2 separate regions of the Mus musculus genome follow, and region 1 is linked to region 2. Evidence: chromatin loops called from intact Hi-C (ENCODE). Cell type or tissue: gastrocnemius. All regions are shown on one strand. Region 1 overlaps Nat10 (N-acetyltransferase 10). Region 2 overlaps Elf5 (E74-like factor 5).

Evidence for each region. A loop is a pair of places that touch in the nucleus more often than their neighbours do. Peaks named below come from ENCODE experiments on the same cell type or tissue, not always from the same donor. Only the 100,000 strongest peaks of a DNase experiment are listed, where the experiment ranks them.
Region 1: a loop joins it to region 2, with 2.4 times the contacts of the local background. A loop is called at or near these places in 12 of 42 quality-filtered maps.

Annotation. Positions count from the first base shown.
Region 1 is chr2:103,741,214-103,746,213 of GRCm38, forward strand. It overlaps Nat10 (N-acetyltransferase 10), which reads right to left. Exons shown (of 29, transcript NM_153126.3): 9 at 3,073-3,206; 10 at 2,051-2,144; 11 at 1,831-1,929. Among named protein-coding and RNA genes, the nearest start is that of Nat10, 18 kb to the right of the region's middle. In gastrocnemius, a CTCF peak has its summit at 2,928 (motif pointing left); DNase peaks (open chromatin) are centred at 1,288, 2,935 and 4,454.
Region 2 is chr2:103,446,380-103,451,379 of GRCm38, forward strand. It overlaps Elf5 (E74-like factor 5), which reads left to right. Exons shown (of 7, transcript NM_010125.3): 5 at 1,053-1,115; 6 at 2,526-2,721; 7 at 3,185-4,610. The coding sequence ends at 3,281. Among named protein-coding and RNA genes, the nearest start is that of Elf5, 25 kb to the left of the region's middle. In gastrocnemius, no CTCF peak of the experiment used is centred here; a DNase peak (open chromatin) is centred at 2,894.

The DNA of each region.
Region 1 (5,000 bases), 290 kb after region 2:
AGCAGCAACAAAAACAGCTGTGATGGTTCATACCTGTAATCAGTACACTTAGGGAGCTGAGACAGGAGGACAGTGAACTGGAAGACAAAACTAAAACTCAGGAGTTTACTGCACTGTACCCAGCATGAATGAGACTTAAAAACCCAAACCAAAAAGTGATATGAAGGTAGCAAATTTTGTAAAGGAGAATTTGGGGAAATCCCAGGAAACTAGACAGCTACACAGCTAGGTCTAAAGCTCAGCAATTCTATACTTGTCCTAGAAAACAAACACAAATTGTAGCACCTCATTTGACACTTGAAAGTACATCAACCTGACCTGCAAGCCTCAGTCTAGAGATGTGGCAAGCAGATGCAGACTGGAAAGGCGGGCAGCTGGAGGGCAGTATGGCATGCCTGCTCATAGGCACAAACACAGCCAGAGCACAGCCTCAGTACTGCTGGTTCCAGCGGGAACACTGGCCACGCACAGTCTGGTCTCGGGGCTTTTCTACGGGTCTGAAGCGTTAGTAAGAAAGCAAGCAAGACTGGGCTGATCTGGAGGTGACGGGGCGGGGGGGAGGGGGGGGAGATCTGCCTTACTTGCTTCTGGTCACAAATCTTTCATGGGACCCCACAACTTGATTCTTAACTAAATAAGCATTTCAAAAAATTACAGAAAGCAGCCACCAGGAAGCAGGCTGGCTTTAACTCAATACTCTTCTCAATTTCCAGGCTAGAAGGACACACTTTCTCAGAGCCAATACCCTGCCCTAGCCCCAAGACCCACCCCACACTAGCTGCAGTCCCCCCTGTCCCCAGCTGAGAGAATCAGGCAGCAGTGAGCTGAAAGGGCAGAAGGAGGAGACTAGAAAAAGACCCAGGGGCTTCAGAGATGGCTCAGCAGTAAGGAGCACTGACTGTTCCTCCATGGGACCCAGGTTCACTTCGAGCATCCACACTGGTGGCTCACAACTATTTCTAACTCCAGTTCCAGGGATCCCGTGCCTTCTTCTGCTCTTAAAGGGCAACAGACATGTATGTGGTACAAAGACACACATGCAGTCAAATACCCACACACAGAATTTTTAAAGGGGGGGGGAGGGTATCTAATAAAACTAACAGAGACTCCAGGGTAAAGGCGAAAGGCATAAACAGTGGTGGTGTCACCATCTGCCTTCGTATGCCGTGACAGAGCCACCCAGTGCCACTGCAGGCATAAGATTCAAGGATCATAAACTGCCAAGTTTACTAGGCTCGCTCACTTCCCATTCCAATCTAATGTCAAAAGCAATCAATGAATCTGTCCAGCAAGAGCCAGTGAGCCTTGTGCCTCTGCAATCCTGTCGCATGAGCCTCACAGAGACTGAGCAACACTGAGGCCTTCAGAAACTGGGCTTACAGAGATCTGTGGAGCTTTCCAGGAAATGTTGTTTAAAAGAGAAATAGGACATCAGCAAAACACAACGAGCCCCAGCACATTCTGCAAAGCTCTTTTCCTTTGAAATGGTGATGTGATTGTTCCAGCTGCAGATGTAGGTCTCAAAACCCACAGTAACTCAGCAAACGTCAACTGATGAGAGCCACCTTTCCCACTCTTGGGCACACTCTCAATCCCACTCCTTTCACAGTCAGAGACAAACTTAACTTTTCAATCCAGTGACATCACTTCCCCCACAGTTGACCTGAATGCCATCCTCACTTGGTGCTGATAATCTGCAACACACCACCATTCTCACACACCACTGCTGGGCAGGGCAAACCAATCACACAAATGGGCAAACCCCACACAGCTAGGTCCACACAGCGCGATCCTGGCTGGCCTGCAGAGCAGGTCTGAGATGAGCCTCACCTGAATAGTCTGTCTGTGCTCTCGGAACACATTGACCCTGATCACCGCTTTATTAAACTCGGGGTTCAGCGACTGTACAATCTCATAATCCAGATGCTCCTGGTGAAGAAAGAGTCAAACCCATGACAAGTTTCAGAGTCACTACTGAGAAAGCAAGCATTCCACAGACCACTGGGCAGAACTCTAGCACTAAAGCACACAGTCTACACGACTTTCTTACCTGATACTGCAGAGCATCAAATCCTTTAAATACAAATTCAAACAGCGTGTGGAGGTTATCCGGGCTTGGGGAGGTAACAAAAATATTGGAATACCTGCAGAACAAAAGAAAAATGGGGGAGGTGGTTTAGAAATTAAGAGACTTAGAACATTCTAAAGAAGCAAATAAAATTAAGGAATCATTTTTGGCTGCTTCTGTCAACACAAATGATAACCAGAGACAACAGCAGGGTAAGGGAGGAACACTTTTTGGGAGAGGAGAAAAGCAACCAAGACCTGAGTACACACCTCTGCAAAACTGAGACAAATGGGTTATCGGTGTGCTAGTAGCAAGCCCTGACCCAGGGCTACTTCATCAGTGTCAAGGCATACTACAAGAATAGCTGTCCACATGCAGAACCCACACACAGCTGCCAAGCCAGTATCCTGACAGGAAGGGCAGCCTCACACTCATCACTAGCTAGGCTGAGGTTTCCAAATTATGAAGTCATGGAGCTATGTGGTGCTGGGGCCAAGGCCAAATCTCTGCCAGCAGCAACCTGCAGGAGGATCTTGGGTAATCCCCTGGGCCTTGGTTCATCCACATACAAAGTGCCCACAGACTCTGTAAGCATCACCAGGGAAGACGGCACAGGGAGGACAAAGTTGTAGGTCCATCATCTGAGTTGGCAAAGCACACACAGGCCAGAAAATAATACCTTACTGAAAACAAATAAGACCCATCACCAACCAAGGTCATAATGTATTTCACCTGTATTTGTGCAATCACCAAAGCTAGTCAGACACTCTCACGATGAGAGGTTTTCTTTGCATTTGTGTCTGTTCAACTTAAGAAGCAAACAAAAGAGCTCTGGTACTGCCTACAGTGCCTCCTAGTGGCCCAGGGGAGCAGTGCTGCAGCTTCCAGACAAATACCCATGATCCTGACAGAAGTTACATGGTGGACAGCCCTGATGAGGAACCAGAGACAACTCCACCAGGTGCCTGACTCAAATCCTGCACACTCCCATGTGGAACCCTTACCCGAATGCCACTGCTCCAGCGATAGCCAGGCCCAGGGCCGCAGACTTGCCCCTTCCTCGGGCAGCGGTGAGGGCTACAGTACTCCTTAGAGTCTTCTCCGAGATCCCCTCAATGAATTTCAAGACAGCTTTGGCCTGTACAAAGATAACATTATGCGAATGTCCAGAAAGGCTATGGGGTTGGCTCTTATCACCAGTCGTGGAGAGGTTAGGCTGACGTTGAGGATAACAAAAAGGGTATTAGTTCCTACAGGCCAGAAAGCCCTGCTTGGTGCCTATGTTTCTCATGCCTTGGTCGGCTCCTCAGCTTTGTCAAGACCCAAAGTACCCTCAAAGCTCTCAAGTTTCTATCTCCACTGTAGACCACCCCCCCACACACACACTTGTCATACCCTTAGGTAGGATTCCTATAAGATCCATTTACACACAGACATCTCAGACGTTAAGCTGATGTAAAACAGTTCTACCTACTAGCCTCCCCACCGGAGTTTAACTGTCCAACTCTGGGTTAAACATACCCTCCATTTTCTCACCCAACCCTGACTTTCTAGTACCTCCTTTTGGTGACACCTTCAAAACAGTCAAGCCATTCCTCACAGCCCTCTAATTCTGCTCACAGCCATATTCTCCTGTTCCAGCTAACTCCATCATAACAGCAAGCAGCTTCAGTTACTCTTCCTGCTTCAAGCCATATCACAGCACAGCCTGCAGTGAGCTCGGCAGCTAGAGAGCCTTCTATAAGCTTGGGATGCTACCACAGTGTGCTAAAAGCACACAAAGCTTTCTTTCCACTGTCACCAGCTCTCCTAGTGGCATTTAGTAATGTCTATCCCCCACGCCTACCTCCTTCTTGCTGCTAGCCCTACTGGCCTCCTTGCTGGTTCCTAACCCTAACCCAACCCACACTCCTGCCTTCAGCCTATGCAGCTGCTAACCATTCTGCCCAGGGACTCATTTCACAGCTCCTTGGAGGCTTTGCTCTACAATCTTTCACCCCCTTACCCGTGTCTCTGGAAGCATCATTCTGATGTGCCCACACCTCTAGACTTCCTTTCCTTTTTCTTTGCTCTGCACAGCTCTTTCCACTAAACCGATTTAGTGGAAGAAACTAATTTCCTCCACCCAGAATCTGAATCATCCTAAAAAGCAGAGGGGCTCTCAGCCTTTCTAATGCTGAGAGCTTGTAATACACTTGCTCGTGTTGTGGTGACCTCCAACCATAACACTGTAATTTTGCTACTGTTATGAATCGTAATGTAATATCTGATATGCAGGATATCTGCATGTATGAGACCCACAGGTTAAGACCCACTGCTATACAGTATGAGCTCTGAAGCAAGAACCTTGCTCACTGCCAAGCCTGGCACACAGCCAAGTACATGGCACCAAATGGGAACAACTTCTACATGGGAGCCACACTAGCAATCAGGCCAAACCTGGGTCCCCGATGAGATCTAAGGAGTGAAGGAAGCTGTGCCTGTCGTCCTGAGGAGCCAGTCTGGGTCTCAGGGCAGAAGCACTAAGATGAAGACCCAGCAGTCAGGAAGGCACTTCAGGACACCAAGCTCCTCAGATGAAACACCCGAGGGATCAAGTGTGATAACTCATCGGTCTTTGCTGAATGATATTTTACTTTTTAAATTTTAGGGAGAAGTTCCAAATGCTAATTAAAAATTACTAGACTGAAATATATCCTAAATTATTTATCTAAAGTGAAAGGGTAACATGAAAAAGACAAATATGCAAGTAATACAGACATGAGCAGACCTCATAACCAAAAGGGAAAACAAAACAGGAATAATCAATAATCATTTGCCTGCCTCTTTCATGATGATGCCAATTAAAAACAATCAGCTGCCCCATGCTGATTAGTAATGACTCAAATGTAACTGTAGAGAAACCCAGAAAGGAGACCTCCTCCTGCACTGT
Region 2 (5,000 bases):
CACAATGATATGCAATCCCTTCCAATACTGAGTTAACTCTCGCTTCCTGCATGAAGTCTCATCTCCTTGTTTTTGCTGGGTCCCTTCCAATCTGTTCTCCACACAGTCACAAGAGGGATCTTCTTAAAAGATGGGCTGCTGAGATAGAAATGTAGCTCAGTTAAGTAGTTTGTGTAACATGAATGAAGCCTTGGCTTTCACCCCAGCATAAACTGGAAAAGCCAGTCCAGGCCTGTATTCCCAGCACTTAGTGAAGAGGTGGAGGCAGGAGGGTCGGGAGTTCGAGGTCGTCCTAAACTACAGTGAGTTCAAGATCAGTGCGAGCCATCTAAAAGCCTGTCTCAAAAGAAGGCAGGGCACGGGGATCGCAGAATTCACTTTAATATAAAATCTCAAACCACCACCCAGCCTCCAAAAACATCACCTACCACTGTCTGCAACTTACATGGGTGTAGTGGTGCCTCCCGCTCTCTCCAGCCACAGGGTATGCAAGCTTCCTAGGCACTCTATGATAGACACTGCCCCCTCCACCTAAAACCTGCTCTCCCTCCTCCTCCCCCTCCTCCTCCCCTTCCTCTTCCCCCTCCTCTTCCTACTCCCCTCCCCTCCTTTCTCCTTCCTTCCCTTCTTCCTTCTCTCCCTTTCCACTCTCCCCCTCTCTCCTCCTCTCCCTCCTCTCCTTCTCCTCCTTCCCCTCTTCCTCCTCCTTCCACTGGTTCGTAATGTAACTCTCTCCTCCTGTGAGCTCTACCCTCAGAAAGAAGACACCCCTTACCTCATTCTTTTTACAGCGTCATGTATTGATCACATTTGAAGCGACAGGTGATTTGTCTGTTTCATCTGGGGTTCACCTGGCTCCATGAGCAGGGACTGTGCCTGTGTCCCCTCTCATGTATCCCTGTACGCACAGGCCCCAGGACTGAGCACTTCCATCCCATCCCTCCATCTCCTAACCACCCTAACGAGCCTCCTCTCACAGTGACTGCAGTTAAGTTCCGTTCTTTGGGGTGCAGCTTGAGGCTCCTCCCCTGCCACGGGTCCTTTTGTTTCAGATGCTGATTCCAGTTGCTTGAAAACAAGTGGCATCAAGAGTCAAGACTGTCACAGCCGAACAAGTAAGGGTCCAGACACCATTCCCCTTCCCTAAGGCAGTTCACCTTTGAAGCTAATCGTTTGAGGGGGGCCTGTCCCCTCCCCAGGGAGGCAGTGGAGAGGCTGGTGTTTGTTTCCATACATGTGACCAAAATCATGACTTTCACTTGGACTTGGAATTTTACGAATTAAAGAAATGTTCTATATTCTATTACTGAAGGAGGGCTTTGTTTCCTGAGCCATTCTGCGGCCTTCTCCTTGAAGTACCCAGGGGAAGAGGATAAAGGGATGGGAATGTGGGGAGTTGAGCGGTCCAGGAGCCTTTCCCAGCGCTGAGATCTGCCCGGGGCAGAATCTAGCCACTTAACCATTGGCAGTAGAGCAGGTACCTTATTGCACCTTTGACACCTACAGCAACTAAATAGAGTCTGGCATTCCCAGAGCCAGGAAATTAGGGAGTCATGGCCCAGATCATTCTTATCCATGCCCTAAAGGCACAAGAAAATGCCAGCTCCCCGTGATAAGTGAACTGCAGCATAGACATCTTCACACAACCCTCCTGCTCATCAGCAAGGACTGAGTTCATGAGGAGCTGCAGGGAATTGGGTAAATCTGGTGTCTCTGCACGGGGATTTTACCAGTAGTTATCAGAAAACAGACTTGTCCCAGCTTGGTAAGGCTCCATGCAGAGTGCTCCAAGTGAGAGTTGTCCAGCCCAGCAACAGTTCTTACAGGTTAATTAGTTACCTCTCTATATACATACATATAGATAAATATGTATATACATGTATATACATATACATCCTTCCCTCCCACCCCACTGTCTTTTAACACCTTTCATTTCTTTAACACCTCTCATTTCTTTTTATTCTTTTAAGATTACAATTACATCATTTCTCCCTTCCTGCTCCTCCCTCCAAACCTTCCCACATACACCTCCCCATTCTTCTTCAAATCCATGGTTTCTTTTTTCATTAATAGTCATTGCATTTACATATGTGTGTATATATATATGTGTATATATACATACACACACATATATATATATACATACATATATATATTCCTAAATATAACCTGTTCAGTCCATATAATGTTACTCGTATGTATGTCTTCAGGCCTGACCACCTGGTACTGGAAGCCAGTTGGTGTCCTCTTCCCTGGGGCACCTCTTCCACTCCCAGCACTCCTCAGTTGCCTGTAGTTCCTTGTGTAGCACTGCGGCCTCGTGGGCTTTCCCATGTCATTTGGCCTGTTCATTGGTGTCTTCTTTGTTCATAACTAGGCAATCATGCCAGTGAAATTTTATGGGTATTGCTTCCACTGGATATTACTAGGAGACACAATCTCTCTTAAAACAAAAACAAAAACAAACAAAACCCCAAAAGACAGTTCAAGTGGGGGCTCACTTTATTCTGCTCCTTCCCCCAAAGGCCTCCAAAGTTCTCACCTGTGGGAATTTGTCAGAGACTTGCTGCTGTCCCCTGAAGAGAACTGTGGCATCCTGGAATGGGAAGACAGGGAGCAGGGCATTTTCCGAGTGGTTAAGTCAGAAGCCCTGGCAAAGATGTGGGGACAAAGGAAGAAGAATGACAGGATGACGTACGAGAAGCTGAGCCGAGCCCTGAGGTAAGTGGGCAGCAACGGACGCAGTGAACCTGCAAAGACAAGTTATATAAAATAGCGGGGCCGGGGAAACCCACACTCTGTTCAAAGCTTCCCCTCCCCCGCTTCATATGAAAGGGTCACGAGCTAAACCTCTTCTTAGTTTCAGATGGGATTATGGGTGGTAAAGTGACCCACCATCCTTTTTTGGCCTTGGCAGCATTCCCTGGGGGGGATCACCCTAAACCCAAGCTGTGGTGCACACCAGCACACAAACGCACGCTCAACTGACTGTGGAGAGAGAGGTTCAGCCTGTGAAGTGTCTGGGAAGGAAGGGTTTAAGTGTAAGCTGATAACGGGTGTGAAAATACCAGGGTAAGTAGAGCCCGGGCTATCACCTGAGAGAGCCAGGAGTGTTTATATATGCTGTTGTTTTTCTTGTGGTGCAAACCTTCTCTGGATTTCTCTCCTTTGCTTGCTTTCACAGATACTACTATAAAACGGGAATTCTGGAGCGGGTTGACCGGAGGTTAGTGTACAAATTTGGAAAGAACGCGCACGGGTGGCAGGAAGAGAAACTCTGATGGACACCGGACACCAGGCTCATTTGATGGATTTCTGTTGTTGGAAACAATCAGATCAAACTAGACATTTGAAAGTCTCCCTCCTCCCCCTCCTCCCCCTCCTCCCCCTCCTCTTCTTCCTCCCCCTCCTCCTCTTCAAAACCTACAAACACACTGATAAAATTTCTGCATGTCTCAGCTTACATTTGAATTCAGTTGTTGTCTATTGGGGCGATGCCATCAGCCCTTAAGCAATCGTCTTCATCCCAAGGGGGAGGAAGGGATGGTCTTGTGGCAACTTGGTGTGACACTGTCTCCTTAATGAAGTGTTTGGAGCTAAGGGAGCCAGTGTTATGGGTGCTGTTTCACAAGAGGACCCGTTGCACCATTAAGACACACGATCCTCCCGTTCCAGGGGTTCTGAGCGGTCGACTGAGGCAGCTTGCCTGTGGTTAGTTTTTAGGAAAGGGTGATGTAAGACTTCCTTGCTTTAGATTTGAAATTATCACAGTTATATTCCATAGAAGAATTTTTAATTAAAAAAATTTTAGTGGCTAAGCCACTAAACTGGGACCTAATTGGATGTAGCCTAAGTTACTAATAAGTCTCTTAACCAGATCACCATTTCCAACCACTTAGCCACAGTCACTTGATCCACGGCCAATCCTTCTGAACTTAACATCCTTGTAGTTAGTCACCTTGGGAATTGCTACCTAGATTGTTACCCCCTTCACCTCACTGGTGGCTATCATCAGGTCTACAGTGACCTGATCAACAGACATGTGCATTAATTTCTAAATCACTGCTGTGCCTATGATTCAAACCGTCAGCGTGTTCAGTTTATTGATTCTCTCTGAGGTCGGAATTTATTGATTCTCTCTGAGGCTAAGACATTAAACCTTTACCAAGCAGAGAACGTCCTAACAAGCCACGATAGCCGAACACAGCATCGATCTCTTCTCTTTTCTGATGAATACTCAAACTTTCCAACATATTCTCTTCACAAAAGTAAAGACAGTGAATTTACATCAATCAACGTTCATGGGTTAAAGTCTGCACTGACATTTCCTTGTCTGCCGTTGCATGCCGTTGGCATGCAAGGTGTTAATGACCTGCAACATGGTGGAGTGCCCTGAACCCTAACTTCCCCAGAGTTGGGACTGTCTAGTGACCGGCACTGAATAGCAATGCAGGCTGAAGACCTCCAGGTTTAGAATTTAACCTCAAAAGTAACTTGTTTTTAAAAAGAAATGTGAATTACTGTAAAATAATCTATTTTTGGATTCGTGTGTTTTTCAGGTGGATATAGTTTATAAACAATGTGAATAAAAAATATTTAACATGTTCAAATGTCTGTGTCTTGTTCAATTCAGCAACCTAGGAACCTTTGATGGCTCATTTTCTAGTAGCTGGGACTTTAAAGAGTCCTCCAAAATCTAAGAAGTAAGAATCCTGACTGCTACCTTCAGGTATTATAAAAATTTCTACTACTGAATAAGGCTCATAGGACCAACAACAACATTTTTTTTAGATTTATATTATTTAATGTGTATGAGTGTCTTGCCTACAAGCAGATGGACCAAGTGCGTGCCTGATGCCCATAGAGGTCAGAAGGCTTCAGATTCCCTGGAGCTAGTCATGGATGCTTGTGAGCCGCCTTGTGGGTATGGCAAATGGAACTCTGGTCCTCTGCAAGAGCAGCCAGGGCTCTCAACTGCTGAGCCATCTCTCCAACCCCAA